Linked DNA regions of Mus musculus: regions 2, 3, 4, 5, 6 and 7 are each linked to region 1. A link is a loop called in an ENCODE intact Hi-C map of the cell type or tissue named here. Cell type or tissue: heart. All regions are shown on one strand. Region 1 holds the start of Glce (glucuronyl C5-epimerase). Region 2 has its middle 38 kb from the start of A730043L09Rik. Region 3 has its middle 31 kb from the start of Gm35227. Region 4 has its middle 14 kb from the start of Paqr5. Region 5 has its middle 27 kb from the start of Paqr5. Region 6 overlaps Paqr5 (progestin and adipoQ receptor family member V). Region 7 overlaps Anp32a (acidic (leucine-rich) nuclear phosphoprotein 32 family, member A).

What was found. Peaks named below come from ENCODE experiments on the same cell type or tissue, not always from the same donor. Only the 100,000 strongest peaks of a DNase experiment are listed, where the experiment ranks them.
Region 2: it touches region 1 in a loop (1.9-fold over the local background); 4 of 42 quality-filtered maps call a loop at or near these places.
Region 3: it touches region 1 in a loop (1.9-fold over the local background); 3 of 42 quality-filtered maps call a loop at or near these places.
Region 4: it touches region 1 in a loop (4-fold over the local background); 14 of 42 quality-filtered maps call a loop at or near these places.
Region 5: a loop joins it to region 1, with 2.0 times the contacts of the local background. A loop is called at or near these places in 14 of 42 quality-filtered maps.
Region 6: a loop joins it to region 1, with 1.8 times the contacts of the local background. A loop is called at or near these places in 5 of 42 quality-filtered maps.
Region 7: it touches region 1 in a loop (1.8-fold over the local background); 4 of 42 quality-filtered maps call a loop at or near these places.

What each region holds. Positions count from the first base shown.
Region 1 is chr9:62,119,796-62,123,795 of GRCm38, forward strand. It overlaps Glce (glucuronyl C5-epimerase), which reads right to left and starts at 2,814. Exons shown (of 5, transcript NM_033320.5): 1 at 2,690-2,814. Mir5133 (microRNA 5133) reads right to left here and starts at 2,799; the gene lies at 2,723-2,799. In heart, a CTCF peak has its summit at 2,124 (motif pointing left); a DNase peak (open chromatin) is centred at 2,996; H3K4me3 peaks cover 2,776 bases; H3K27ac peaks cover 2,187 bases.
Region 2 is chr9:62,203,770-62,207,769 of GRCm38, forward strand. No RefSeq gene overlaps it. Among named protein-coding and RNA genes, the nearest start is that of A730043L09Rik, 38 kb to the right of the region's middle. In heart, no CTCF peak of the experiment used is centred here; a DNase peak (open chromatin) is centred at 1,712.
Region 3 is chr9:62,195,265-62,199,264 of GRCm38, forward strand. No RefSeq gene overlaps it. Among named protein-coding and RNA genes, the nearest start is that of Gm35227, 31 kb to the left of the region's middle. In heart, no CTCF peak of the experiment used is centred here; no DNase peak of the experiment used is centred here.
Region 4 is chr9:62,038,575-62,042,574 of GRCm38, forward strand. No RefSeq gene overlaps it. Among named protein-coding and RNA genes, the nearest start is that of Paqr5, 14 kb to the left of the region's middle. In heart, a CTCF peak has its summit at 1,797 (motif pointing right); a DNase peak (open chromatin) is centred at 1,807; H3K4me3 peaks cover 202 bases; H3K27me3 peaks cover 434 bases.
Region 5 is chr9:62,052,205-62,056,204 of GRCm38, forward strand. No RefSeq gene overlaps it. Among named protein-coding and RNA genes, the nearest start is that of Paqr5, 27 kb to the left of the region's middle. In heart, a CTCF peak has its summit at 1,828 (motif pointing right); no DNase peak of the experiment used is centred here.
Region 6 is chr9:61,963,746-61,967,745 of GRCm38, forward strand. It overlaps Paqr5 (progestin and adipoQ receptor family member V), which reads right to left. Exons shown (of 8, transcript NM_028748.2): 6 at 1-79. Among named protein-coding and RNA genes, the nearest start is that of Gm35152, 11 kb to the right of the region's middle. In heart, a CTCF peak has its summit at 2,054 (motif pointing right); DNase peaks (open chromatin) are centred at 1,926, 2,396 and 3,766; H3K27me3 peaks cover 476 bases.
Region 7 is chr9:62,346,245-62,350,244 of GRCm38, forward strand. The region is part of intron 1 of Anp32a (acidic (leucine-rich) nuclear phosphoprotein 32 family, member A); the gene reads left to right. Among named protein-coding and RNA genes, the nearest start is that of Gm20346, 3.6 kb to the left of the region's middle. In heart, a CTCF peak has its summit at 1,619 (motif pointing right); a DNase peak (open chromatin) is centred at 1,997; H3K4me3 peaks cover 1,106 bases; H3K27ac peaks cover 3,004 bases.

The DNA of each region.
Region 1 (4,000 bases):
TAAATGTGCCTATGTTTGACCAAAGAATAAAAAAATCTTTCTGGTCAGTGTGCAGGCACACACACACAAATACTTTCTATATAATCAAATACCCAGTATCTTTCAAGTGTTTAACATTTAGCTGTACATTTTTTATCATGTTGTGCTCCCCACCTCACTTGTCCATGTACCTCCCATATTGTTTAGGTAATGGAAAGACTTTTGTTTTTCATTAGTACAAACAGGCAAATGTAGCAACACTGACAAAGGCCTGCAAATACTGTATAGTTCACAAGCTTGCAGTGTAGAAAATGTTTTTATTTCTGGATTTATCTAATGTTCTTTCGAGCAACATTGCTCACTGAAATGAATTCAAGGACTATTAAAGTTTAAAGTCAGACAGCTCTCTACCATCCATTCCCCTCCTAAGTACACCTGCAAACATGGTTAAGTTCCATTTGTGTTTCTACAGATTTTCTTCATGCTTACATCACAAAAAACATTTTTCAAAGAGGCAACATTTAATTAATGTTCAAACTCTACTGATCAGAATTTAATTTTTGAAAAAATAATTTTGCAGGTATAGAGCTCAGCTTCCGGTTATCTCAACAGATGTTAATCATAACTCGGGATTATTTAAGGAAAAGAAATGCTGATTCCCAAGGACACTGTTTTCCTCATCAGCACTGAAATGTCATCATGGTTTTATTTATCTGTTGCTTCCTTCTTGACATAGGAGGCATTACTGCAATCATAGCATCATGACGCCTAACAGATGATCCTGCCTTTGCTGATGGGTTAGTCTATGCTTATTTTGAAGTTTGAAAGCCTTGGGAGGTAGGGATGGAGGGAGAGAGGGAGAGAGAGAGAAGAGAGAGGGTCTGGAAGAGAGGGAGAGAGGAGAGAGAGAGAGAGAGATTGAGATTGAAGCTTCTGAAATTTGGCTACTTTGTCATTTGTCTTTCAAACTGAGTTTTTGGGCTTTGGTTTCAACCAAATATTTGCTCAATTGATCAGTTTTGATGATCATAAAAGATGATCCCATACTTAGGTGTGAGAAAATGAAAACTAACCTAATACCCAGCCCCAAAGCCCAAATTAGCACTGCAGTACATTCCTTTGTTTGTTTTTACATGATTGCAAAATTCAAAGCTTTAGTAACTTGTCCCCAATCTTTCTAATTAAAAAGACAGAAGAAATTATCTTTAAAAAAAACTGACAAGAAAAAGACTGACAAAGCAAAGATACTTCAATTTGCCTGCTTATATCATATTTTCTGTTTACAAGCACCTCAGCAATGTTTCCTTAGACTAAAGTGACATTAGACTGCCTAACCAGGAGAATTCTCAGGCAAATGTACAGACATTCTGACACACGTTTTTAAACCACTCACAGGCAGATACCTATAAGTCATTTTAAGTTCCACCTAAGTCTGGCAGAGTCTTCAAGAACTCTGTAAGATTCAAACCACGGTAAAAACTGATGTACCAGAATTCTCTAAAGAAGCTCAATAGGGCATCATTAACAGGTTGCCAATGACGCTTTTGTAGAAATCTGGACTTGAGACATACATACATAATATGCTACACTTTTGTTTTTAATTACCCCTCTTCCACAAAACCTTTAGAAAGGATGCTTCTTGGCACTACCTAACACCCAGGCAAATTCAGGACAGATTTAACCATGCAAGACCATCAAACACTACCTAAAACAGAAAGCCCAAATCGCACAGCCGCCCTACCCTCAGATCTAAACCCTCACTCAACAGTCAGGTATTCCAGACAACATGCTCAAGTCTGGTATCGCTCCTCTCCTCTCCTCCGGAGATCAGAGCTCCGGCGACACCAGCGCGTCCCCAAAGGTATCCTGGGGCAAAGAAAAGAAAACTGCAGAACAAGCCCACTGTGTCTCCAACTAGGCAACTGCCCCGATCAAGCGTCCAACGAAGAAGCACTGAGTTAAATCTCATCGAGAAAGAGAGAGAGACCAGATCGAGACCGTCAGATACCGAAAGCCACAAGCAGTGCCATGGGGTGGCTCCTGAAACCGGGTCTGGCACCCCTGGAGACCCAGAGACCGCTGAGCCGCGCCCACACGGCAAAATCACCCTCCTTGTCGCCCCGAAAAAGAATGGGGACCATCACGCACAGTTACCGCCCCCCTCTGGGCGAAGCAGAAACCCCAATACAAATGTTGGTCTCCCCATGCACGCTTCCCGCCCCCACCCACACCCACCCAGTCCGTTCCTTCCCGGGAGGGACACGGGCATCGTCTTATCACCCCATGGCGACCTTAAACAAACCCAAGTCTCTGGAACCCTGACATCCTCCTGCTTTACCCCAGGAATGCCAAGCGGACCCCTCTCCGCTCATAGGTCTCCCCGTGCCCTCCGGACAAGGCTAAACTGTATCCCAAGCCCCTCAACTGCACGGGATCGCCAGAAATGGTCTCCAAGTCCCAGAACCGCGCTATGCCAGCACCCGGGCTCTCAGGCAGGACACAGGACGCGCTCCCGCGACCCTAGAGACCCGGGACCGCCTGGGCAGCCACCCACCCCCACTCCAAAGCCAAAGAAGCCCCGAGACCCCAGCCCCCGCCGCGTCACCCAAGATCCCCGCACTCGGAACGCCGCGCATCCCCGGGAGCCGCCCCCGTCGCGAGCCCACTTGCCACGGCCGCCCCTCAGCCACGACACGACGAGCTCCCTCACCTGAGGCGCGTCGGCGGACGAGCGGCCCCCAGAGCCCTGAGGAAAACTGAAGCGAGCGGCAGAGACACGGCGGCCCAGGCCTGCGCTGCCGCAGCTCCAGCCTCTCGGCGAGGAAGCGCTCGTGTGAGGAGAGCCCGCCCGCTCGGCGCGCTACTGGGGAGCCGAGCCGCCGCCGTGCCCGCGGCTCTTCCCGCGAGATCCCAGCCACGGTAAGGGGCGAGGCCATGCCGGGGAGGAGAGGGCGGGACGGAGGCTCTTCGAATGGCAGCTCCGTCAGCCTGTTAGATTCGGTGTAGAAGGCGGGGTCACCAAGAGGAGGGGCCATATTAAGGGGAGGAGCTATGATGAGGGGGCGGAGAGTCCTCGAATGACAGTTCCAAAAAACCAATCAACGGTGGCAGCGCAGAAGGCGGGACTCGCATTCTCCTGTGACCAATTGCAAAAGAGTAGAGCTAATTCTCCCCGCCTATCATCAATAAATTGCGGGCGAAGGTGTTGCTGACCCGATGTCAGTTTGCTACCTGGGCAGTTGCAGAGGTACTTTAGATGACGTGGTTTGGGCAAAGTTTGGTCCTCTTCGGCCGCCGTAGAGACACTTAGCGGAGAAGCTGAACTAAATAGTGCTTAAACCGAAGAGCTGTCCGTGCGTTTTCACTGCTCTCTGAAGTGAACAGGGAGGTCCCATCTGCCAGCCTGAAGACTTACAGCCTCACTTTACTCACTTCGGTCTCCTCCTTTAGTGTAGCTTTCTCCCATTTCGGACTCTCTTCCGTTTTTATTTCAAACGGCGATGATATCGTCACGGGTGCTTTAAGCTCCAACCCAGTTTATCTGGTCCAACAAAGGACCTTTCTAATTCATTTGTGCGTTCTACTTAAAGTCTTCCACAAAGATGAAGAACGAAATCTCAAACGAGTGCTAACCTAACAAACCCGAGAACTTGTATCTTTACAGACCATAGGGCCCAGTAATGTTTAGCACAGGTAGGGTATAGAGCATTCAATAAATCTAAAAGGAAGGAATGGAAACTGTGGTGCTTATCTGTACTGGCTTCAGAAACTGGGCTTTCCTAGCCTTTCCCATTCCCCCCTCACATTTAAGTCCCTTCACTCATTATTATGCCTGCCCTGTAGCTTTCCTTCATCTTCCCCTAGTCTCCCTTGCCCAACACAAAAAGTAGCCTTACTCTTTCTCAAGGTTAACTCCTGCCCTTGTGCACTGGACCTCAGCCAGGCCCAGACTCAGTCAGCTCCCCCACCCCCACCCCCACCCCCATTATCAATTTTTTAGCCCCTTTATCCCCAGAACACA
Region 2 (4,000 bases), 84 kb after region 1:
GAAATTCCATTCCGAGGGGCAGCACTGACACAGTGGGATCAGATACTGCATCTCATTCAATATGCCTCCCAAACGGCAGGGGGATGGACTGGATGAGCTCGGAAGGCTTCTGTGTTCTTTGCTATTGTGTACCCAGCCCTGTCAATTGGCTTCCAGCAGCTTACTCTGAAACCTCTAGCCTTATAATCTCTGAAACTCTGAAACCTCTAGCCTTATACTCTCCTGACCAGCTAGCCACGTGATGTTTTCCCCCTTTGAGTATAAAAATAGCATTTATCTTATTCCTAAAAAAAAAAAAAAAAAAAAAAAAAAAAAATTGGCCATTCAGAAAGCCAACACTAAGTTATGATGCTCACATATAAAGCCTGTGTTAACGTGGTAGCTATTTCTGGCCTGTCTTTTTTTCTAATCATATACATTTGAAACTCCTGAGACAGGTTTGTTCTGGGAGCCTTCTGGGGAAGGTGAGCCAGAAAATTACTACCTCCAGGTATTCATTTGCACCCTAAGGTTGTGGCTCTCTTCGAGGGTGCTCTATTGAGCCACAGAGAAATCTGGAAAGCCTACAACGACCTGTGACCTAAAAGGAGAGATACTCCATTGCTGTAACAAATGTTGTGACAGAAAGCAATAAGGGAAAGAAAGGGTTAAACGCCTGACAAGTATAGGCTGCCACCGTCATTTCAGGAAAGTCTAGGCAGGAACTCAAGCAGGTAGTCACATCATACCCAAAGTCAAGAGCAGGAAGAAGTGAACACACCCATGCTGCCTGCTGGCTTTCGTCACTAGGCACAGTGTAGGGAATAGCGCTGCCTACAGTGGGCTGGGGACAATTCACAAACCATAGTCCCTTATAGGCATGTCCACAGGCCTCAGGTCTCAATAATTCCTCAATCAAGACTCTTTTTCCAGGTGACTCCAGACTATAGCAAGTTGACATTTAAAGCCAGTCAGCACAGGTTTCTCCCCACACTAAAGGAGATCCAAAGACTTGATTTCACCTGGGACTGAATTGTGGTTCTGTTTCAGTCTTCCCTTGTCTCTTCCTGGCTATTCTGTGGCTCTTCGCCTCTTTCTCTGCAGACACTTACTTATCTTACCCTCTTCTAGGAAAAGATATATCTTTCTAAACTAGTGAGAAACCCCGAAGCCATCTTTTTTTTTTTTTTTTTTTTTTTTTACTTTATTGGATATTTTCTTTATTTACATTTCAAATGTTATCCTCTTTCCTGGCTTCCCCTCCGAAAACTCCCTCCCCCTATCCTCCCTCCAGCCATCTTCTCTTTTTCCCAGCAATGAAATGGTCACATCTCTCCTCTACCACTCTCAGCCACCACTGTACTACACTGTACACCAGCATGTTTATCCAAGGAGAGGTACAGGGCTGGGGGTGGGGGTTGTTGGGGTGCAGTGTGGGGAACACTTCCCCTTAAACTACAGCTGCTTTGCCCAACAGCGTGTGTATCTGGAATAAAGTACATATCTCTATCCAAAGACTAATTCCTTCCAGGAAAAATACAGTCTCAGAAACACCACTTGACCACATAAGAAATTAATATTCTTTTTCTAACTGCCCTCATAGCTCAGCTTCCTGTGAAAAGACACTCTGACCTTGTGACCTCAAGACAATATTTACCTCCCCAGTCCCGGGTTAGAAGCCAAGATAGCCTTCATTTACTTGATTACAAAAACATGTGGCTCTGAGTTGTTTGGAAGGGAAATAGGAGTGGTCTCGGGAGGGCCTCAGAGCAGGGCGGGGCTGCCTCTTGTCCTCAAGATGTTTTTCCCCTAGGTCCTTTTGTTCCCACAGCCCAGGAACAATAATTCTCCTCTTCTTTCTCATCCTCCTTGTAAATTTCACATGCATTGGCGGTTTGCCTGCATGTATGTTTGTATGAGGGTGTTGGATCCCCTAGAACTGGAGTTACAAACAGTTGTGATCTGCCTGGGGTGCTGGGAATTGAACCTGGCTTCTCTGGAAGAGCAGCCATCTCACCAGCCCCACAATTTGTTCCTTTACATGCTTGAAGTTGTATAATTTTGCGTCCTCTTTTTTTCTATGAGAGCATAAGCATCCTCCTAAGACTTTGTTGTTGATGATATTATTATTATTAAACCCAAGGTCTCTAGTAGCTCAGGCTGGCTCCACACTCACCATGCTGCCAAGGATGACCTTGAACTCCTGATCTTCCTGTCTCCATATCCCAGGTTCTGGGATTACATATGCAACACCAAACTCAATTTCTGTGATGTTGGGAACCCAGGGCTATGAGCAAGCTAGACAAACCCTCTGAGCGGTACATCTCAGTGGATGTACCACTGAGGTACATCCTCAGCTCCCTTGCAAGTATTTAAGATTCTCTAAATGTCTTGGCTTATATGAATATCATTTTCGAATTTTGATTGTTTTTTGAGATGCTAGAATTCAAACCTAGAGATCTACCTGCCACTGCTGCCCAAGTGCTGGGATTAAAGGCATATGCTACCCCCAGCTAGAAGCACCTTTTGTTTATTTGTTTGTTTGTCTGTCTGTCTATTTGGTTTTGAGATAGGGTTTGTTTGAGTAGCCTTGGTTGTCCTGGAGCTCATTCTATTTACCAAGCTGGCCTCAAACTCAGAGTCCCACCTGCCTCTGCCTCCCAAGTGCTGAAACTAAAGATGTGTGCCACCACTGCCCGGCTTAGAAGCACCATTTTAAAAGAAAGTAGGGCATTTTAAAAAAGGATAGAGCTGAAAGACTCCGAGAGGAGCCCCTCGCTCAGGCCTTGGGACAATAGGGGACACCCAAGAACTCACGAGAGACCAAGCTTGATGCAAACCACATGAGGCTTTATTCGGGGAAAGCCAAAGCTCTGGGGATGACTCATATCCCACGCAGGGGTAGAGGAGTCGACTTCGAGGGGAAAGTGGTCCCAGTTTTTATAGGCCTTCAGGGGGGAAAGGAGAAGAGGGGAGTAGGGGATTTCCAGATCTAAACAATGTCTATTCTCGGTATGGGAGGGGTACAAGGAAAGAGTCTGGTGCAGGTGTAGCAACTCCAGATTGGCCTCAACTGTGGTTGCTGGGGAGATTTTCCAACTCTTTCCCAGCAATCAATATCACAAACACCTGGCAGTGAGGTGCAGCAGTGGGCACACACCTGGGTTCAAGGAACGGTCAGAACATTGGCAGACACACAGGTTCTAGGCGCTGCCAGAGCATTGTGCACCTCTATTTTTCTAAATCAGTGGAGCTAGTTCTACTAACAATGAAATCTATTTTGCCAATTTCAGGGCTTCTGTGACCTTTTACATTCTGTCAGGATCTTTCAGAGCCATAGTTCTGGAGTTTACTTTTACACTTAAAGTTATGTTTATGTATTTTATTTATTTATTATGTGTAAGTGGGTATGCACACACCAAGGTGTGTTTGTGGAGGTCAGAGTACAACATTTGTAAGTCACTTCTCTCTTTCCACCAAGTAGGTTCAATAGATCAAACTCAGGTTGTGAGACTTGGTGGCAGTCGCCTTTCCCTGCTAAAGTATCTTGCTGGCCCAACAGTTCTGGGAGTTTTTGAGCAGAAAGTCCTAAGGACTGGAGAATCTAATAATATTCTTATTAAAGTAAAATCATAAGATCTTTAAGCTTAGCAGTTGCTGGGGACTTTGCACAATGGTGTTGACTGAAAGCAGCTTATACTGGATGCCTGCAAATGTTGCTGTGGGTGGTCAGAGTTGCATGTAGGAGGCATTGAGGCAGGTGAGGCTGGAACTGTTAAGTCAAGAAATAGAGCCTAAGAGGAATCAAGGGGGAAGAATAAAGCCAGGTAGGATGGATGCAGCATCTGCCCACTGCTCCCATCAGTCAGAGCTGGGGAAGAGAACCCAAGACCCGGCATCTAGCATACACATGGGCCACTGGGCCTGAGGACAGGAGTGGAGAGGCCTGCAGTAGCCAATTCCTAACTTTGTAGGGTATGAACCACATCATCCCTATGACCTCCATAGAGGGTATTGCTGG
Region 3 (4,000 bases), 75 kb after region 1:
GTGGTTTCTAGTTTGTGAGTTCTACAAGGAGCCCAGCTACGAATATTCCTGCATGTGACTTCTTGGCAGATGCAGAAACAAACTTGTTAGTTATACACCCAGATTCCAGTTAATGAAGGTGACCATATTCAGCTTTCGTGACACTTCTGTTTTTACAGAGGGACTGTACCCATTTACCATTTCAGCAGCAGTGTAGGAGAGGTTCAGTAGGTCCATAGTCCCCCCTCACCCCAGCACTTGATGGTGTCCGGCTGTGATTTTAGCCGTTCTGTGTAGTGCTAATCTGATGATGAAGGGGTCAGGCATCTTTTCATGTGCTCCTTTGTCAGTTGGACCATCCTTGGTAGAATGGCAGTTCTGAATATTTTCCCTACGTATTTATTGGTTTTGTCTGGTGATTTAGAGAAGTCCTTTTGCATATAGAAATTCTTTATCAGTTCCGTTTATGGCTTAGATATGAAATGTCTCCCAAGAGTTCCTGTGCTGACAGAAAGTGCAAGCTCCCAGTAAAGCTGTTGAATTGAGAATGTGAATCATTCCACGGCGGTGGAAGGAAGGGCAGCAAATGATGTCTGCAAAGAATACACAGGTTTTTAGCAAATACAGAAGTGGATGCTCACAGTCATCTATAAGATGGAACACAGGGCCCCGAATGGAGAAGCTAGAGAAAGTACCCAAGGAGCTGAAGGGGCCTGTAACTCTATAGGTGGAACAACAATATAAACTAACCAGTACCCCCAGAGCTCATATCTCTAGCTGCATATGAATCAGAAGATGGCCTAGTCGGCCATCATTGGGAAGAGAGGCCCCTTGGTCTTGCAAACTTTATATGCCCCAGGGCCAAGAAGTGGGAGTGGGGGATAGGGGAGCAGGGCGGAGGGAGGGTATAGGGAAATTTGAAACGTATATAAAGAAAATATCTAATAAACATAAATAAATAAATAAATAAATAAATAAATAAATAAATACACAGGTTTTGTTTTGGATTCAAGAAATCACTGAAATGGTCAAGAAGTAACTGCCACTCATTAAAAGCCTTTTTTTTTTTTTTTAACAAAAGCACAGTTAATTTGATAAAGAACAATGCCCCCCTCAACACTGGGACAAATGCTTCAGACTAAGGTTCTTCACGCTGCCCTGTTTTTTGAAACATTGTCTTGTGAAATTAATATCCTTACAAAATGTCTTTTGAGGGCCTTTTGTCCTGTTGAGTCTCCATGACTCATGTAGGGGAAAGCTAGGGCACTGAGGTGGGAGCGGGTGGGTGGGGGGGTGGGGGGGGGAGCACCCTTGTAGAAGCAGGGGGAGGGGATAGGGTGTTAATGGAAAGGAAACTGGGAAGGGGGAATAACATTTGAAATGTAAATAAATAAAATAACCAATTTTTAAAAAGAAAAAGAAAAAAATGAAGAGATTAAAAAAACAGTCTTTTGGAAGCACTGTTATGGTTATATGAAGATAATTACAGATGTTAAAGGTTGTCTATAATTTATTTTCATCAAAATAAATTATAAACAGTTAAGTTTTGAAAAAATTAAACATTTGTATTTTGTTTAAAATTTTATGCACACACACTTTTCATATGCCGAAAGCTTGATTTCCAAAACACTCGTCAGAGGTGGAGTTTGGGGAGAAGTAGTTAGAGCATAAAGACTCTGATGTCATCCATGGATCAGTCCCTTAGAGAAGTCATGAGAAGACAGACTACTGGGAAGTAGTGGAAAGGAGGAAGTAGGGCTGATGCAGGAGGTGGTGTGTACTGTCCTGGTTAGATTTCTGTTGTTGTTGTTGTTGTTGTTGTTTTGTTTGTTTGTTTGTTTGTTTGTTTGTTTGAGACAGGGTTTCTCTGTGTAGTCCTGGCTGTCCTGGAACTCACTCTGTAGACCAGGCTGGCCTCGAACTCAGAAATCTGCCTGCCTCTGCCTCCCAAGTGCTGGGATTAAAGGCGTGCGCCACCCCCCACCCCCGGCCTGGTTAGATTTCTATTGCTATAATGAAACATCATGACCAATGCAACTTGGCAAGGAAAGGGTTTATTTGGCTTACTCTTCCATATCATTATTCATCAAAGAAGGAAGTCAGGACAGGAATCAAACCCAGGGCAGGAACCTGGAGACTGGAGCTGATGCAGAGGCCATGGAGGGGTGCAGCTTACTGGCTTGCTCATGTCTCCTTTCTTATAGAACCCTGAACCTCCAGCCCAGGGATGGCTCCACCCCCAATAGACTAGGCCCTCCCACATGGCACCATGGCCTGGGTTCTCCCCCATCAATCACTAATTAAGAAAATACCATTCAGGGCTGCCTATAGCCCATTCTTACTGAGGCATTTCCTCAACTGAGGCTCCCTCCTCTCCTGTGACTCTAGCTTGTGCCAAGTTGACATAAAACTAGCCAGCACATGTACTGTGCCTTCAGCCCCTTGTGTCTGTTGGCGCCTTGTCACCATGCGAGAGCAGCTTTGGCACCAGTCTGTGAACTGTAATGTTCTACCTTAGCACAGCCCAGAATATGGAGCCTGTGACCAAGGACTGAAGCCTGAGGACTGTGAGCTTGAATAAGTCCTTGTTCTCTCCAGTTGTTTTCTCTGTGTAGAGAGACTATCTTAGAAGAATTACCTATCAATAAAGAAGCTGATAGCCAATATGCTGAGGTAGGAAATAGGAGGTGGGTCACTATCAGGAAGTGAGAGGATTCTGAGAAATTGTAAGAGTATAAACGAGAGACCTTTGTGAGATGGGCTGAGGAGACCGATGTATACCAGCAGGAAGATGAACTCAGGGAGACGCTGGGGAGATGCTAAGGAAACTGGAAGGAAGAAGTGAAGTGGACCACGACTGAAGATTAGACTAGTTTAAGTAAGGTAAAAGCTAGTCAGGGAATAAGTCAAAGATATGGCCTAGGCATTTACTAATAAATATTTCATCTCAGAGTCACCATTGGGGGGACCTAAGTGGCTGGGGAGAAAAAAAATTATAATTATTTTTACACCTCATGTGTATTGTCACAGCCTGGAAATCCCCAAGAAAAGATGAAGCTGTCATCGCCAGAGCTCAGTGGTACTGATGGCTTTCCTCTCTCTCTGGCCTGGGAAGCCCTTCTGGAGAGAGGCTCTTCCCCTCTTCCTTCAGCTGGGAGAAACCGAAAGATGAACTAGAAAACAGAAAAACAAAAACAAAAACAAAAACTGCCCCCCCCCCCCCGCTTTCCTCCTTCCCTCTTTTTCATCCTCTTTAAACACTTGGCTGAGTACCTACTGTGTGTGCTAGGCCCCAACCTGAGGTCAAAATGAACCCAGTGAATACACAGCTCTGTCTGCCCGGGTATCAGTCTCCATTGTGCATGCGCATGCGCATGTTGAAGGCTGTGGGTGACAGGGTGACAGAGTGTGAGGTTAGGGTTGCACTGTGGGGCTGGAGGAGTAAGCTTTCTCTCTACCCCTGCACTCTTCCTCCTGCAGACACTACATCCCCAGGTGGACATCCCCTGAGTTCTGTTCTCAAGAAGAGATGTAGCTTTCAGGCTGCGGTTGCCAGGCACCCCAAAAGATATCTCCTCCCCTTCCTGGCTTTTGTTTTGTGCAAGCTCATTATGCTGGATTACCTGAGAGAGGCAGGAATGGAGGGATAATAGAAATACCTTGAGACAAGATGAAGGGGTGTAGCTCCTCTCAACCAGAGACGGAGCCTACTTGAGGTAAGGACTGTACCCTGAGAGGGGTGGTCATCTCACTCGGGGTGGTAAGGCTCTAAATATTTGCAAATTGCAAACACTTTCTCACACACAAAGAGGGAGAGGGGAGAGAGAGAGAGAGAGAGAGAGAGAGAGAGAGAGAGAGAGAGAGAAGTTGCTGAGGGTTGTCAGCAGGACACCTACAGGACCTGACCCTGATGACACCGCTTCTGCAAATCCCCGAAACACTGGCTGGGGTGGGGAGAGGCCTGGACTCAGCTGGGGTAGAGTCCTAGACCCCTTTTCTAACCTGATCCTGTTCATGCCGA
Region 4 (4,000 bases), 81 kb before region 1:
GTTGCACATTGATCCCCAGAATCAAAGTAAAAGTATGTGTGCGTGCATGTGTGTGTGTATGTACGTATGTGTGTGTGTACTTAAGGCAGGGTCTTATATAGCCCAGGATGGCCTTGAATGAATGCCCTGTATAGCTATAGATGACTTTGAATTTATGATTCTCCTGCTTCTGTCTCGCACATTCAGGTATTTAGGATGCAGCATCAAGCCTCATTTGTGTAGTGCTGGGGATGGAACCTACGGCTTTGTGGATGCTAGATAGCCATTCTACCAACAGAGCTACATCCTCAGCCCAAGGATCTTAATGTAGGGTTGCTGGAAAAGTTATATTGGATTCCAGGGTAGAATCAGAAGTGACCAGGCAGGATTAGAGTCAGAGCAATCGATCTAGCGACAAGTGGGGGTTAGATAGATGTAGTCAGGCCCTAAGGGTGTCTCTTAGAGCTTGAGAGGCCAGCCAGTGGTGTCTCTCCAGAGCTTTGAAAGGACTCAATTCTGTAGGCATCTGAGTTGAGCATAGTGAAGCCGATTCTAGGCTTCTGAGCCTCAGGACAAGAAAAGAATGAATTCATATTATTTTAGGTCACTATATTTGTGGCAATTTGTGATACCCACTGATATCAAGATAAGCAGGCCTTTACCTGGAAAGGCTCTTTGGAGACCCTGGCAGAGTCCCCTTGAGGGAAGTGAAAACTACATGCTGGCCTCTAAGTACAAAGGTTTTTATTTAGTAGGTGTGAGCTGGCAGGGAAGCTGTTCTTCTAACAGGCCCCTGAGATGCTGAGGCCCTGCGGCCACCACAACAAACCGTGTTGGGCTTCCAACTCCCCCACACTCACAGCTGTCTCCCAGTCCTGTTCACACACAGACTCGGGAGTTAACTTGTTAAATTGCAGGTTCACATGTTCACTGCCTAGCTCCTCTCAGAGAATGACAGGTCCCTGGAAGCAGGACCTTGGCTTTGGTAGGGTCCCCAGGTCTGAAACGGAGTCTCACCACATACAGCCAGTGAGCACCTGCAGCCACATTGACGAGTGAATCCTAGGTGCCGTTCCTGATGCCACAGACATGAATAAGCTCCCACGGGGGTGGAATGAGGTTGAGAAGAAAGGGGGATGAAAGGAGTCCTCGAGTCTTTCATCAGAAAAGGGCTGCAAAGGTGGAGGGGGAGAGCTTAGAGACAGCCCGGCTGCCAGAGCGCTGAAGACAGTCGTGGCCCCTGGAAAGTGGCAAGGAGGGAATCCTAAACACGGAAAGCCCTGGACAGGGCCCCGGGATGACAAGTTCTAGGTGGCAGACTGAATGATATCGGGTTGTAAAGACTCAGCTATGTAATTTTCCCTCTCTTGAGACACTGCAATAATTTACGAAACTAATGTGGGTATGTTTGAAAATATTTATGTCAAATCTGAAAAAGTGTAAAGAAACTGAAACTTGAGCTGAGCGTGGTGACACGTGCCTTTAATTCCAGCATTTGGGAGGCAGAGGCAGGAGGATTGTAGTGAAGCCAGACTGGTCTCCATAGTGATTTCCAGGCTAGCCAGGGCTGCCTTTAAAAAAAAAAAATCTTGGAGAGGCATTGGCTTGTTCTGCGTCTCCACGGAATGAGGTGTCTGCGGCAAGACGCTGGAAAGAACTTCCCTCTGCTCCGCCATAGGAAAGAAGGAGGAAAAAGAGCTGATCAGTTGATGAGGAGAGCAAGGAAGCACCCTCGTTTCTGTGCTTCCCCCAGCATCCTCCGAGTGACGCCTCCGTTCTCCCACTTAGCTCCGCTGAGCCTCCACTGCCCTGCAGGTGGCGCCCTCGTGACGGCTCACACAGTCGCTCTGCTACTGCGTTTTCCAGGGCTCCAAACTCTCCAGCCTTCAGCTCCAGATTGACTCAGAAACCTCTGGCCTGATTTGAAGCGGTCTTCCAACTCCACTCCGTTGAGTTAGGACCCTGCCCTCAGCACTTTTGCTAGGGTGAGACAGATCAAATCCAGAACTGACCCGCAGAGTAGAGACCACCCCCAACTCCCAAGCTCTTGCTTTCCCTTCCACCCTAAAACAATTCAAAACACAGCAGTCCCTCTTCTTTAGACTGTTAGATCAAGAAGCAGGCAAATGCTAATGGTTACTGCTACACTGAAGACACATGTGACCAGGAATTAGGGAAAGTATCTTAGAGGCGACAGGGCAGCTCACTGTTACAACTGCAGTTATTTCATTTATATAAAATATTTGCTAAATTTTAACCAATTTCTAAAAGTTAAATTGGGAAGCTCAGATTTAAATATTTTTTTATTTCAAGTTTTGACATTTACTACAGATAATTAGAATTTTTTCCATTTCCATCCAACAGATACTTATTATTTATTTACTTTGTTTGTTTGTTTGATTGAGACAAAGTTTGTCTGTGTACTCCTGGCTGGCCTGGAACTTGCTCTGTAAACAACTCAGAGATCTGCCTGCCTTTGCCTCCTGAATGCTGTGATTAAAGGCATGCACCACCACATCTGGCTAAGATATGCTTCAATAACTCAGGAAAAAAATCATTTCCACATACCATTTCTAAAGAATTTTTACACCTGATTTAATTTCCATGATGAAAGTGCATTTAAATGTTCTATTCTGAGTATAGCAAATTTTATTTTTTTTAAATATGTATATACATCTGGGGTGAGTGTGTGCGTGGGCGTATGCCTGTGGAGGTGGGAGGGCAACTCTTAGGAATTAGCTATCTTCTTCCACTGTGTAGAGACAGGCTCTCTCTTATTTCCACTGTAGAGTAGCCCAGACCAGGTGGCCAGTCAGCTTCCAGGCAGTCTTCCTGTTTCCACCCCCACCTCACTGTGGGTGCTGGGATTATAGATGGACACTACCACATCTAGCCTTTTCTTTTTAATCACTTATTTTGTGTGTATGAGCTTTTCAGCTGCATGTATGATCTGAACACCACTCATGTGCCTGGTGTCCAAGGAGGTTAGAAGAGGGCATCAGATGCCCTGGATCTGGCCTTACAGGTGGTTTGGGTACCAAACATGGGTCCTCTGAGAGCAGCTAGCGTTCTTAATCATGGAGTCATCTCTTCAGCCCTGCACCTTGTTGGTGAATTTGATTTTAGCTGTTTTATTGGGTTCTTATAAACCCTTCCTCTGTTCCAATGTTTACTCCACCCCATCCCTTCCAATCTCCCAACAAGAGAGAGAGAAGGTTAGAGAGAGAGGGAATGTAGACCTCTTTTGATTGCTTCCTCAATTAGGGACATTGAGTTCCTTAGGGCAAGCTCAAATCTTCTCATCACACTGCATCAAGAACAACTGGGAGCAGCAACAGCAGCAACCCCAGGCCCTCTCAGGCTCTCCCATTTATACTATCTTCGGATTCCCACCCCCCTCGCCACCCCCACCCCCTGATTAAACTATCTGCAGCTGGCAAAATCAGCTCCTGCTAGTGCACGAGGCAAATCATAAATACCCGCCGAGAAGCAGCCTCTTATCCCACACCTGGGATTGAAACAAAAACATCCACATAACTTGATTTTTAAAGAAACCAAAAATTATCACAGCAGCACCTACCTTTCATTTTTAATGGGTTCTAGGGATGAAATGTAGGTTGTCAGGCTTGCTTGCCAAACACTTTTACCAGCTGAACTATCTCGTTGGCCTCACAAATAAGTATTTTCTGACTCTTTGGATCACTGAAAATGAGTACAAATAGAGATCACGAGGGAAGGGCAATTATGAAAGTCCAGGGACCGAAGCAGAGGTCATGGAGAACTGTTGTTTACTGCTTGTTCCTCTGGCCTTCTCTCTTATCAGCCCAAGACCACTGACCTAGGAATAGAACCACCCACAGTGGGCAGTTGGGCCTTCCCACATCAAGTAGCAGTCAAGGTCACTTTGATCTGGACAGTTCCCCAGGTGAAAGTCCTACTTCCCAGATGACTCTAGGTTTATGAAGTTCACTGCTGAGGCTAAGCATGACAAACATACATGCTAGCCTCCCTGAGCTGAATT
Region 5 (4,000 bases), 68 kb before region 1:
TACTCCTCCTTAATGACTTTTCACACTGCTATCATTTTTGCAGAATCCTTCTACTCCTGGAGAAGGATTAGCAACTTTGAGTGGCTGCTCCTTAACATTCAGGAAGTGCAGTTTACATATGGGAATGATCAATCACTTGCTCCAGATGGTAAATGTATTTCTTTTCACCAGAAACGGAGCAGCAAACATTCAAATTCATCACCAACACAACATTTAAATTCGCATCCATTTCAACCTGACATCCTTAATGGGCTGGTAAAATGGAGATCAGCGTTTTATCCCGAGCTTGTTGACTGTTTGAAACAGTTTATAGAAATGAGAACTTGGGATTAAAAATTGTTATTAAAGCCAGGTGTGGTGGTGTGTGCCTTTAATCTCAGCACTCAGGCAGCAAAGGAAGGTTGATTTCTCTGAGTTCAGGGCCAGCCTGGTCAGCACACTGAGTTCCAGGCCAGCCAGGGCAATATAGTGAGGCCCTGTCTAAAAGCTATTAAACAACAACAACAACAACACACACACACACACACACACAAACATTGCAAAATTAAGAAAGTATTCTACTGTCTACTAGTTTGCTGCCATCATGAACAAGAGTCACATACAGACCACCATGCTAGCCAGGGTAAGCAAAGTGCCAGGATGGACGAGTGGTTTGTGGGACAGTGCACACAGGTGCGTGTGGAATTTATCAGACACCAGTGGCTCCAATATCTGCAGCATGAAAGGCCCTATGCTAGAGGGTGATGTGCTTACTCTACTGGGGTCAGAAAGAGAGGCTTGGAGGCGGTGCTGATCTTGCTGCTGGATCCTGGATATCTACCAGTTGGCCCATGGGGTGACCTACAACTGTTAAAGCATTTGTATTGTATGTTAAAGAAAGAGGAAGAAAAATAGCCTTACTATTTGCAATTTTCAAGTACTTATCTATGTCCTGTGTGTGTGTGTGTATGTATCTACACATGCACCTGAAGTATGTATAAAAGCCAGATACTGGTGTCTTCTTCAATAATGTCCAACCTTAGTTTTAGAATCAGGGTCTTTCATGGAAGCTGGAGTTGGATGACTGTCTAGACTGGATGGCCAGGGAGCCCCAGGAATGCTCCAGTCTCTGCCTCCCCAGTGTTGGGAGATGAGACAGGGGCCACTGTGTCCAGCTTATTATGTGCATGTTGGGATATGAACTAAGGTCATCATATTTGCATCGTAAGAGCTTTCATCGTAAGAGCTTTACCGAATGAGTTGTCTCTTCAACCCCTCTATGGCTTTAGGGGTATCTCGAAATTCTGTATTCAAAATAAAAATGTAGTAGTTTATGTTAGCATATTTTTAAAAATTATTTTAAAAATATTAGTTTTAATTTGTGTGTGTATGCCATATGTGTGGAGATGCCCTTGAAGGCCAGAGGTGTGGAATCCTCTTGATCTGGAGTCACAGGCAGTAGTGAGCTGGGAATTGTTCTGAAAGAGAAACACTGACTCTTAGCCACAGAGCCATCTCTCCAGCCCTAAAATTCTTTGCAAAACATTTCTCTCATTAAAGTTAATATATATACATATATATGAGAATATATATACATATATATGAGAATATATATGTATATATTAGATCTATGTAAGCACACCACTTGTGCTTACCTTCCCTAGGAGTTAAGAATGGTTGTGAGGCACCATGGGGGGTGCTGGGAATTGAACTCAGGTCCTCTGCAAGAGCAAGAAGTGCTCTTAACTGTTGAGTTTTCTCTCCAGTACAAGATGTTTAAATTATGTGCATATGTGTGCCTGAGCACATGTAAGTATGTGTAAGTGCAGTGCCTTCACAGGTCAGAGGAGGGCATCAGATCCCTGAGAGCTGGAATCACAGGTGTTCCTGAGCTGCCTGACTTGTGTACTGGGAACTGAACTCAGGTCCTCTGCAAGAGCAGTATGTACTCTTGACCACTGAGCCATCTCTGATGGTATATTTTTAAAATGTCACTTTTGCCTTTTCAGTTTACAAACAAAACAACCCTCTTAAGAACAGTGTATTTTCTTCTGGATAGTACTATGAGAGAATTAAAACTCATAGAATCAAAGACAAAGTTCCTGATGAGGTAGTGAGTCATGCAGCTTTGCTGCCTGAGCCCTAAGTAAGAATTCCTGCTCCCATCCAGACACTGCCCCCCAATTGCCATCCACTCAAGAAGTCCATTCTATTTCCCTTCACAGTGAGATTCATGCCCCACCTCCCCCGTTAGTTTCTCTGAGGTCTGTGGATTGTAGCATGGTTATCTTTTATGACTCATATCCACTTATGAGTGAGTATACACCATGCTTGTCTTTCTGGGTCTGGCTTACCTCACTCAGAACGATCTTTTCTAGTTCCATCAATTTGCCTGCAAATCTCTTGATGTCATTGTTTTTTTAAAGCTGAATAACACTTCATTGTGTAGACATACCATATCTTCTTCATCCATTCTTTGGTTGAGGGACATCTGGGTTGTCTCCAGTTTCTGGCTATTACAAATAAAGCTGCTATGAACATGGCTGAGCAAGCATCCTTGTGGTATAGTGAAGCATCCTTTGTCAGGAGTGGTATAGCTGAGTCTTGAGGTAGGTCAATTCCCAGTTTTCTGAGAAACTGCCATTTTGATTTCCAAAGTGACTGGGGATGGAACAGGAGGGATCAGGTATGGGGAGGATAGAGGTAGAGAGCACTGAGAGAGACAACTGGAATCAGGGGTGGGGGGGCATCTCTGGGACAAACTCTATGGAAACTCTGAGGGTGACCCTAAGACTCCTAGCAATAGGTATAGGGAGCCTGAACTGGCCATATCCTGTAACCAGGCATGTATCCAACCCAGCCACAAAACCTTAGATTTACAATTTGCCCTGCCTAGAAGGTGGTGCAGAAATTGTGAGAGTAGCCAATCAATGGCTGGTCCAGCTTGAGACCCAGGCCAAGAGAAGGAGCCTACCCTGATACTGCCTGGAGGGCCAGGAACCTGAGGCTGGATAGCCTACAGATACAGGATAAAGTCAAACATGACTGGTTAAAGAAAAAAAAAAGTCCATGAAATGATGCCTAATGGTATTTTCACAGCCCAATTGTCATCAAAGAGGCTTCATCCAGTAACTGATAGAAAAGAAGCAGAGATCCAGGCAGAGCTTGGGGGATCCTGCATTAGAGGAGGAAAGATTTGTAGGAGCCAGAGGGATCAAAGAAACCAGAAAAAAACCAACAGAATCAACTAACCTGAACCGTTAGGGGCTTACATAGACTGAACTGCCAACCAGGGAGCCTGCATGAGGCTGTCCTAGGCCCTCTGCATTTATGTCACAGTGATATAACTTGGTCTTCTTAGCGATGGGAGCTGGAACTGACTCTTGACTCTTGCCTGCCTTTGGGACCCTTCCATTCTACTGCGCTGCCTCATCTAGCCTAATAGGAAAGGAGATGCCTCCTCTTGCTGCAACTTGATATACGACTGCTGGTTGATATCCATGGGAGACCTGCCCTTTTCTGAAGAGAAACGAAGGAGGAGTGGGTGGGGGCAGCGGGGGATTGGAGGGAAGGACTGGAAGGAGAGGAGGGGGTGGAAACTTTGGTCTAGATGTAAAAAAATAAAAAAAACCTCTGCCCCATTTGTGTTTTATAAGCACCTGAGTTGGGAATTCCAGTGGTTATCAAATGATCACTCTGTGCTCTGTGTGAAGAGCGGTTATTATGGATATTATGGATTGAATTGTGACATCTTGCCCCCAAATTGGCATGTTGAAGTCTTAAGTCTCAACATATCAAAATACGACTGTATGTGGAGATACATATAAAAACAGGGTCATAGGACTAGTCCTTAATCCAGTGGGACTAGTTTCCTTATGAGAGTAGGACAACACAGACAACCACGTGGGGACATGGGAAGAAGACAGAAAGAGGGAAAAGCAACCTCCAAAGCAATGGATTCTAGCTACGACTTGATTTTATAGAGTTCTCATTTCTGGCATTGAGAATGCGAATGCGAATT
Region 6 (4,000 bases), 160 kb before region 1:
TGAGTCCCAAGTGTAGGGGTAGGCGAAGGCCAGGACCCGGAGTAGCTTGCAGAGCCGGGGCTTCTGGAGTTCAAGAAACCTGCAGCCAGGGAGGATGGAAGCTTTTCAGGACCTCACACATATGCCCACGGGTCATCAACAGAGGACAAGTACTTTCACATACTGTACAGTCATGCATGGACTAGGACCATGGACCACAGCTTCTCACGAGCCTTTCTCATCCCTCCTACACTGGTGGAAATGACAAGACCTCAGCGAAGAAGGAGAAACTTGCTCTAAGAACATGAAACGTAATGGTAGGCAAACCAGGATGAGGACAGAGGGGATCAAACAGCAGAGAAGTTTTAGAAGGTGGACACCACAGAGACAGGAAGTGGCCTCAAGCACAAACCCCAGGTCTCACATTCTACAGAAACAGAGATGAACCCAAGCAACTGGAACCACCCAGGTGATGGCCACACAAAGACCTGGATTCAAGGAGGTGCTGGATAATCCAGAGGAGTTTCTAAAATATTTATGCCATGCACAAGAACACCGGCCTGGGGAGAGTGACTATGCAGAGGGTCTGTCTTTCCCTCTTCCCCAAGCTGTCCCACTACCCTCCAATGCAAAGACAGAATCCAAAAGGAATCCATTGCGCTTACTGTTTAGAAGCAAGAGACAGGAACTTTCTAGACTGGTCACCACTGGGGACCTAGAGAGGGGCAATAGCTTTAGACCTTCAGCAGTACAGACACTCAGGCTGGCTACCAGGAGGTCAGGATTTAGCAGGGAGACCCCATACAAAACTGCAGCTCTGGGGCTGTAGATGTAGCTCAGCTAGTAGAGTACCAGGATAGCATGCAGGAAGCCTTGGATTCCATCCTCGGTGCTCATAAGCCAGACATGGTGACACTTGCCTGTGAGTCCAACACTCAGAGGTCAAGGCAGGTGGATCAGAAGTTCACGGTCATTTTTAAAAAAGATTTATTTTATTTATATGAGTGCCATCTCTTCAGACTCCTCAAGGTCATTTTAAATATATTTTATATCGTGAATTTGAAGTCAGCCTCGTCTATAGGAGACCCTGAGTTCAAAAACCAAAACAAGGGCTGTAGAGATGGCTCAGTGGTTAAGAGCATTGACTACTCTTCCAAAGGTCCTGAGTTTAATTCCCAGCAATCACATGGTGGCTCGCAACCATCTGTAATGGAATATGATGCCCTCTTCTGGTATGTCTGAAAGTGGCTACAGTGTACTCATATACATAAATAAATAAATGAAACAAACAAAAACCAAACCCAATTACCTTCATGATTACACTACAACACTGGGGAAGAGGCGGATGCACTGTGGCTCCACAGGGACACCCCAGATTCCAGTACAGGCTGGACACATCAGGATCGCGCTGCCCTGGCAGGTTGCCTCTAAAGCTGTGTCTGACCTGTCCCTCCCTCATAGTGTTGTTATAAGGACTTGAAGAAAAGAGGCACCACGGCCCTTAGAGTCACACACAGCCCAGCTACTAAACAGTTGCTATGAAAACAAACCCCTCCCCTCTCATCACAGCTATGTTGGAGCAGAAGGTAAGAGCAAGAGAGGACAGGTTCTGGGTGGAGGGTCTAAGGAGGAGCTGAGAACAGACACAGCTAGGATTTGGCCCAAGTGCCCCTGCCTGCCCCTGCCAGGCCCAGCCTCAGTCTTTCTTCCCCCAGGGGCCCATAACCCCAGCAGAAGCTGTCCAACCACAGCAGTGCGGTTATGTATCTGCAGTGCCTGGGCCGGGCTTACTCCTAAAAGAGTGCTCCTTGTGGCTGGCCACTTACACGCAAAGAAAATCGGGCTCTGACTTGTGGAGGGCTGTGCCCCAAAGCATGGTTTCCTGTGACTTGTCACCAGGCCTGAAAAAGTACTTCCCCAGGAGGCAAATGAATCAGCCTCTCCAGCAGCAAAGCTGGGTCTGCAGGGGACAAAAAGTAGAAGAAGCAAAATAGAAACAGAGGCAAAAAAAAAAAATCCAAACCACAGAAGAGGGGGGGCCACTCCCAAGGTGCAATTCCACATCTAGCCACAGGATGTCACCACAGCCAGAGATTCCTGGAGGTAGCAGCCCTGGCCCAAGATGCCTCCAAAGCACTGCCAAGCACAGCTGGTTTACAGGCCTGAGGACTGAGAACTCTGCCCATTGAGTCAGTAATCCTAAGACAACCTGTGTGTCTAAATGAGTGCCATTGAGCCACTGACATGACCTGCTTCTCTTGCTCTCTGTCCTGCTCCATAGAGCAGTAAGCTGTGTGTGTGTGTGTGTGTGTGTGTGTGTGTGTGTGTGTGTGTGTGTGTGTGCGCGCGCGCCTTTCCTATTCCTGGAACCCTCTGAGGGCACAACCTTACTCCACCCACAGTGCCAGACTTTTCACATGGGTCCCAGAGCCCAGGCAGCCTTTGAGGAATGTTGGTTAGGTGAATGGGCACAGTAGCCCAGATGTACTCTCAGGATCAGCAGAAACAAAGTACGTCGTTGTCAAGGAGAGGAAGCCCCAAACATGGGGTCACAAGACATTCCTGGGTCTGTGCCACATGTCTTCATCCAAATACTGCAGGCATGCTAAATATACAGCATCCACCGTGGACCTGCATGGTCAGGGTGGGGTGTGGGGGAACTCTGGACTAGAATAAAGCAATGTATCCTGGTGGTAACAGGTAGCCAGGAGCTTTAAAAACTTAATTTAAAAGGCTGCAAACATCCCAATAGGCTGCACTCTGTGCTCTTGGGAAAGAAGTCTTGACCCACAGATCGTAGGGACTGCATCTTTCACACCCATGCGCCATCTCTACCCCTACTAAGCACAACATTTGCTCTCTCTGGCCCCCAGTTCTGAATACCAGAGCCATGAGGAGCTAAGGGACCAACTACATAGGGACAATAACTGACCCAAAGACCAGATGCAGGGTCTACCCAGGAGCCCAGGCAGCCAGAGGAAAGGCCACCCAGGCACACTGCACCTCTGTGCTGTGAATATGCCTCTGACCAAGTATTCACCTCGCTTCACCATGGCACAGACGCTGTATACTACACAGTTTAACGCCTCCTGGAATTAGAAGGACCCAGTGATCCAGGAGCAGAGACTTTATTTCCTGGCTCTACAGGTAGATTCAAGCTCCATCCAGCTTTCATGGAATTCTGTGATTTCCAAGAAAATCAGAGAGTCTTTCCGCATCTTCCAAGAATATGAGAGAGCAGTTCCCCAGGGATGATGCTACAGAAAATTCAGTGGGGCACACCAAGCAAGACACTTTGACTCCCAGGGAGAGCAAACTATGCCTGCCTCTAGTCCTTCCCAAAAATTCCGGCAAAAGGAGGAAAACCTGGGTAAACCTATCGGATGCTGCAGAAAAATCTTACCCCCCCCCCCCATAAAAAGAAAGAAAGACACAATTTGGCAGGTTCCCCACAACCTGGGTGTCACTCAGAGCAAACTAGAACCAAGACCATACCAAAGAGGAAGCCCTTACTATGCCTGCTTCTCCCTGGAGAGGGGACAGTACAGTTGGGGGTACAGAGGACACACATGCAACCCTAGTACCTCTCCTGGCCTGCCACTTCTTAGCACTATGTAGATAGGGCTGTCACCTGGCTACAGTCACCTGGAAGGTTTCCTAAGCAACCGAGGAAGCCTGTGCTTTCAGGCAGGCCACTTCTGCAAAGAGCAGTGTCAACTAGCACAGATACTCCCATGACAACGCGGCTCACACTCCGCCCCACAGAATCTTGCATGAAAGGAAAAGGAGTAACAGGATTAGAGACAGGGAGCTGGCATGACTCACGGCCACGCCTGAAGGCTCTTCATCACCCATCAGTGCACGGAGAGCTGGCATGACTCGTGGCCACGCTTGAATGCCCTTCATCAGTGCACCTAGAGATGCCATTCCCACCCATCCCTGTGAGAGGAGGACAGCCTGGTTCTGAGGACCTCTCCCTGTCCATGCCTGTGCAGGCATCCTCTGCATATGACTGAGAATC
Region 7 (4,000 bases), 230 kb after region 1:
AAAGAAAAAACAATCTCAGGATAGAATAGACAGGACCTCAGTGTTGGGATGTAGCCATGCTAGTAATACTGCCTAGAGCCACTCACCTAACCCTGCCTGAAGTTCCTTAAAGATAGCCAACCTCTCTGTTCTGTGGATGGATCACTTAGGACTCAGAGTCAGCCTCCCAAGGTAGTCTGTGGACAGGAGAGAATGCAGGTTCTGTAGTTGACCAAGGCCCATACATGACCTATATTACCAGATCATCCAGGGAACCGGTAAAATGCAAATGTCTGGGCTCCACCCCCTGGGTGTGGGCTTAGTACCAGGTCACCATGGTTCGCTCTTTATGCTGCTGAGTTGAAAACAGTTTGTATGTCTAACCACTAAGAGATTTGGGAATCTGGGAGCGAACCTTTGAATGATCCTCCTCCCTACAAATCTCGCTCGTCGAGTTAACAAAGTTGTATTAATGAGAAAAAAAATTGTACTTATTTTGAACTTGATCAATAAAAGAATTAAGAGGGAGATGTGTATCCTTTTGTTATAAAAGCACCTGTGTTATGTTCTCAATTTTGCTTCTTGAAGTTTACTACCTGGAAAGTTAGTTCTCTTTGTTTAGCAGGCAGGGGAGGTCCCTGGGGTCCTGTGCTTTGTTCTTTTAGGAATGTGGCAAGTCCTACATTTGATGGTGCACTGTGAATTTTCCAAGACCTTCTGAATATGCGATTAAACAACTTTTGATCCTCATAGAAATGGGCTCCCGTTCACAGGCCTTCATGAGAAGTTGTTCTCATTCCTGGCTCCCTATGGAGCAGTCCTCTCTGTCTCAGAGGTAGAGAGGAGGAAATTTAAGTCCAGGGCTACTGAAGTTTGCAAAGCTGCTTGCTGTATACCTAGTGACTAGTGAGGGTCAGGACATATCACCACAGTCCCCAGGTCACCCTGGCACCTCCGTCCCAGGCCTGCTGCTGGGGGGGGGGGGGGAAGACAGCACATAGCAAAGCAGAAATGGCTTTGGGTTCAAAACCTTTGTCTAATTGCCTCTTAATGCTTGGGCCACTAAGCAGAAGTGTGTGGAACGTGAAGTTCCCGGCAGCAGTGTCAGACCCTGTCCCCTCCCTGGGCTGGGGCCACATTAGCGGCCTCTCAAGGTGACTTACTTGGGACTGGTGCAGTTAGGCATCATCCGTGCAGCACTGTGGGAGAGGTGCCTGACTCAGTACTAACTCACCACTCTGAAGAGCCAGGCAGGAGCTGTCTGCCAGCTGTCTGCTCTCCTCTCCTCTCTCCCTTCTATGTCGGAGCCCAGGGCTTGTTGCTGAGTGGCTGTGGTGGGGGTCTGATGGAATGAACTTGGCCTAGCATTCTGGCCTGAATTCTGACCTGAGAGAAGCAGCTCATTGCTACGGTGTCTAAAAGGGTGTTTTCCTTGGAGCATCCCCTTTTAGGCTGTGTCTCTTGGGACCTACTCTCCATCGGTGCTCAGCACCTGCTTCCCATAGACAGGTAAGAAGAAAAACATGAACCAGACTTGAGTTTTTTTTTTAAACATATTGATTTTTAAAAATTTTTTAGATATATTTATTTTTATTTTATGTATATGAGTACACTGTCACTGTCTTCAGACACACCAGAAGAGGGCATCAGACCCCCATTACAGATGGTTGTGAGCCACCATGTGGTTGCTGGGAATTGAACTCAGGACCTCTGGAAGAGCAGTCCGTGCTCTTAACCTCTGAGCCATCTCTCCAGCCCCTGACTTGAGTCTTATATTACATTGGCATATAATTATACAACAAATACTGAGTTAAAGAGAGGGCTCCTGACTGGACCGGAGGTAGTTATTCAGAACATTTCAGTGATAGAATTGGTTGAAGCCATGTGAGCAAAACACCCATGGCCTCAACACGTCCAATTCCAGACCTGGAAACTGCCTCCTAGTATAGAACCACGTGTCCCAGTGACACCGGTATCTTTCTTCACGCCCTGTCCTCTGCGGTGCTCCACAGCACCTTCCGGGAGGTCCCTTCAAACTGATCTTGTTTTTACTCTGTTCTGTGCAACTCCCCTCACCCCTGACACGCCCAGTCTACCATTTTCTTTACCAAACTGGCTCCAGGCAGTAGGTCTAAACGATGAGCCTACTTGATCACTTACTTACTCCAGCGTGGATTGCAGTCCCTGCCTTTCTCCCAGAGGTATTTGCATTTTGAGAGTCTGGTTTAGTGAGGAAATTATTGAGAAGAACCATTAAAGACTTGGACGCACTTCTCAGCTTGGTCATTAACTTGAGTTGGACAAGGTGTTCAGCTTCTCTCCTTGTCGTCTAAAATGGAGTGGGAGGGGGGTCGGGCTGGGGTTGTAGTGACTGTTGTAGTTGTAGTAATTGTAGTAACACAATTACTAGAGTTCTTATCTAGAACATACAGAGCCCTAGGTTCTGTTTTTTGTACTTTGTAAGGCAGATGTAATGCCAGCACTTACTGCAATCCCAGCACCTGGGGGGGGGGTGGAGGAGGGAGAAGTTGAAGGTCATTCTCTGCTCCATATCAAGTTCAAGGTTAGCCTGTGCTACATGTGACCCTGTCCAAATAAATAACCCGAGGGTGCTGAATTCAAGCCCAGTGGTGTTCAGATTTTTTGAACCCACTAGTAACAGGATTCACACCGTTGCTCAGCACATGCATATTATTTTTTAAAACGTGAACACTTTTGATTCATTGAAAAATATGATAGCTCAGACTCATAAGTTGATTTCACTCTATTACCGTTTGGAAAATATTAAAGGTTGGAGATTAAGCTTCCTTCCACGGTTTTGCCTTTTGGTGTGGGGCTGGAGCTTGCCCTCCCGAGCCTTGTGTAGTGTGTGCAGCAACACAACAGGGCTTTTCCCAATTTCCCAATTTCATGGCAGCTCACTGCTGGGTCCTCTGGTCTCCAGCTGCTCTCTGGTCTACCCCAGACAACCTCATGGTAAAAGTAGCCATTAGCTTAAGTGTGTATTCTCCATGGTGCCTGCAGTTATTGGCTACACCAGTTCTCCTTGCTACCGCGTCCCCTAGCCCCTCCTGCTGTGCACTATGAAGAGCACCCACACTTTCTTTTACTGAGTCAGAGCGTTTTAGAGAGCGGTGCCTGGTACGTGCCTGTCTCTCACTCCCAGTCCTGGCGAGTTGCCTCACAGTGTGGACTGGGGTCTCCAAAGTGAGGCTGTCACCACCAACAGTCTCAGGCACCAGATGCGTCACTGCCGATGTGCTAGAGTGTGCGAGCTGGCAGGCGCTTAAAAAGAGAAAGTGAGGCTTGTGAGGTGGCTCAGTGGTAAAAACACTTGCCACGCGGCCTTGACCTGAGTTCAGATCCTCAAAACCCACATAAAAGCTGGAGGTGTGGAGATGCGACGTGGGCAGCTGGAATCCGGGGCTCCAGACAAGAGGCTAGGCAAACTCCGGAAGGTTGCTGCGGGCAACAGAAAATCAACAGGGCCTGTCTCAAAAAAGGAGGAATTGAAGGACCAGCACCTGTTGTTGCACGTGTGTGTATACACACACACACATACATACATACATACACACACACACACACACACAAAGGCTGACATTAAAGTGGTACTTGTTTCTGTAGGAAAGGAGGTTTGAATCTGGAGATGGCATCCAGATGCCACTGTCTGTTCGGGATCAGCTGCAGCAGTGCAGAGCAGCCCAGCCCTTGGCTCTGCACTGCCTTCCCACCAGGGTTTCTGTAGAGGTCGATGCCTATCCACTCTATCCACTGCCCTCTCTCTGGAAGCTCCTTTTTCACTGCACATCTGCTGCTTCAGGCATTCTCTCAGATCGCCTCCTGGTCCTTCACCTTCTCCCAGCCTGCGGCAGCTTCCGTAAGAAATGCCTATCTCCTGGTTTCCTAGGAAGTCCTTTCCCTGCAGTGTGTGTGTGTGTGTGTGTGTGTGTGTGTGTGTGTGTGTGTGTGTGTGTGTGTGTGTTTGCCTGTGCATTTGCATGGGTGCCATGCTCCTAGA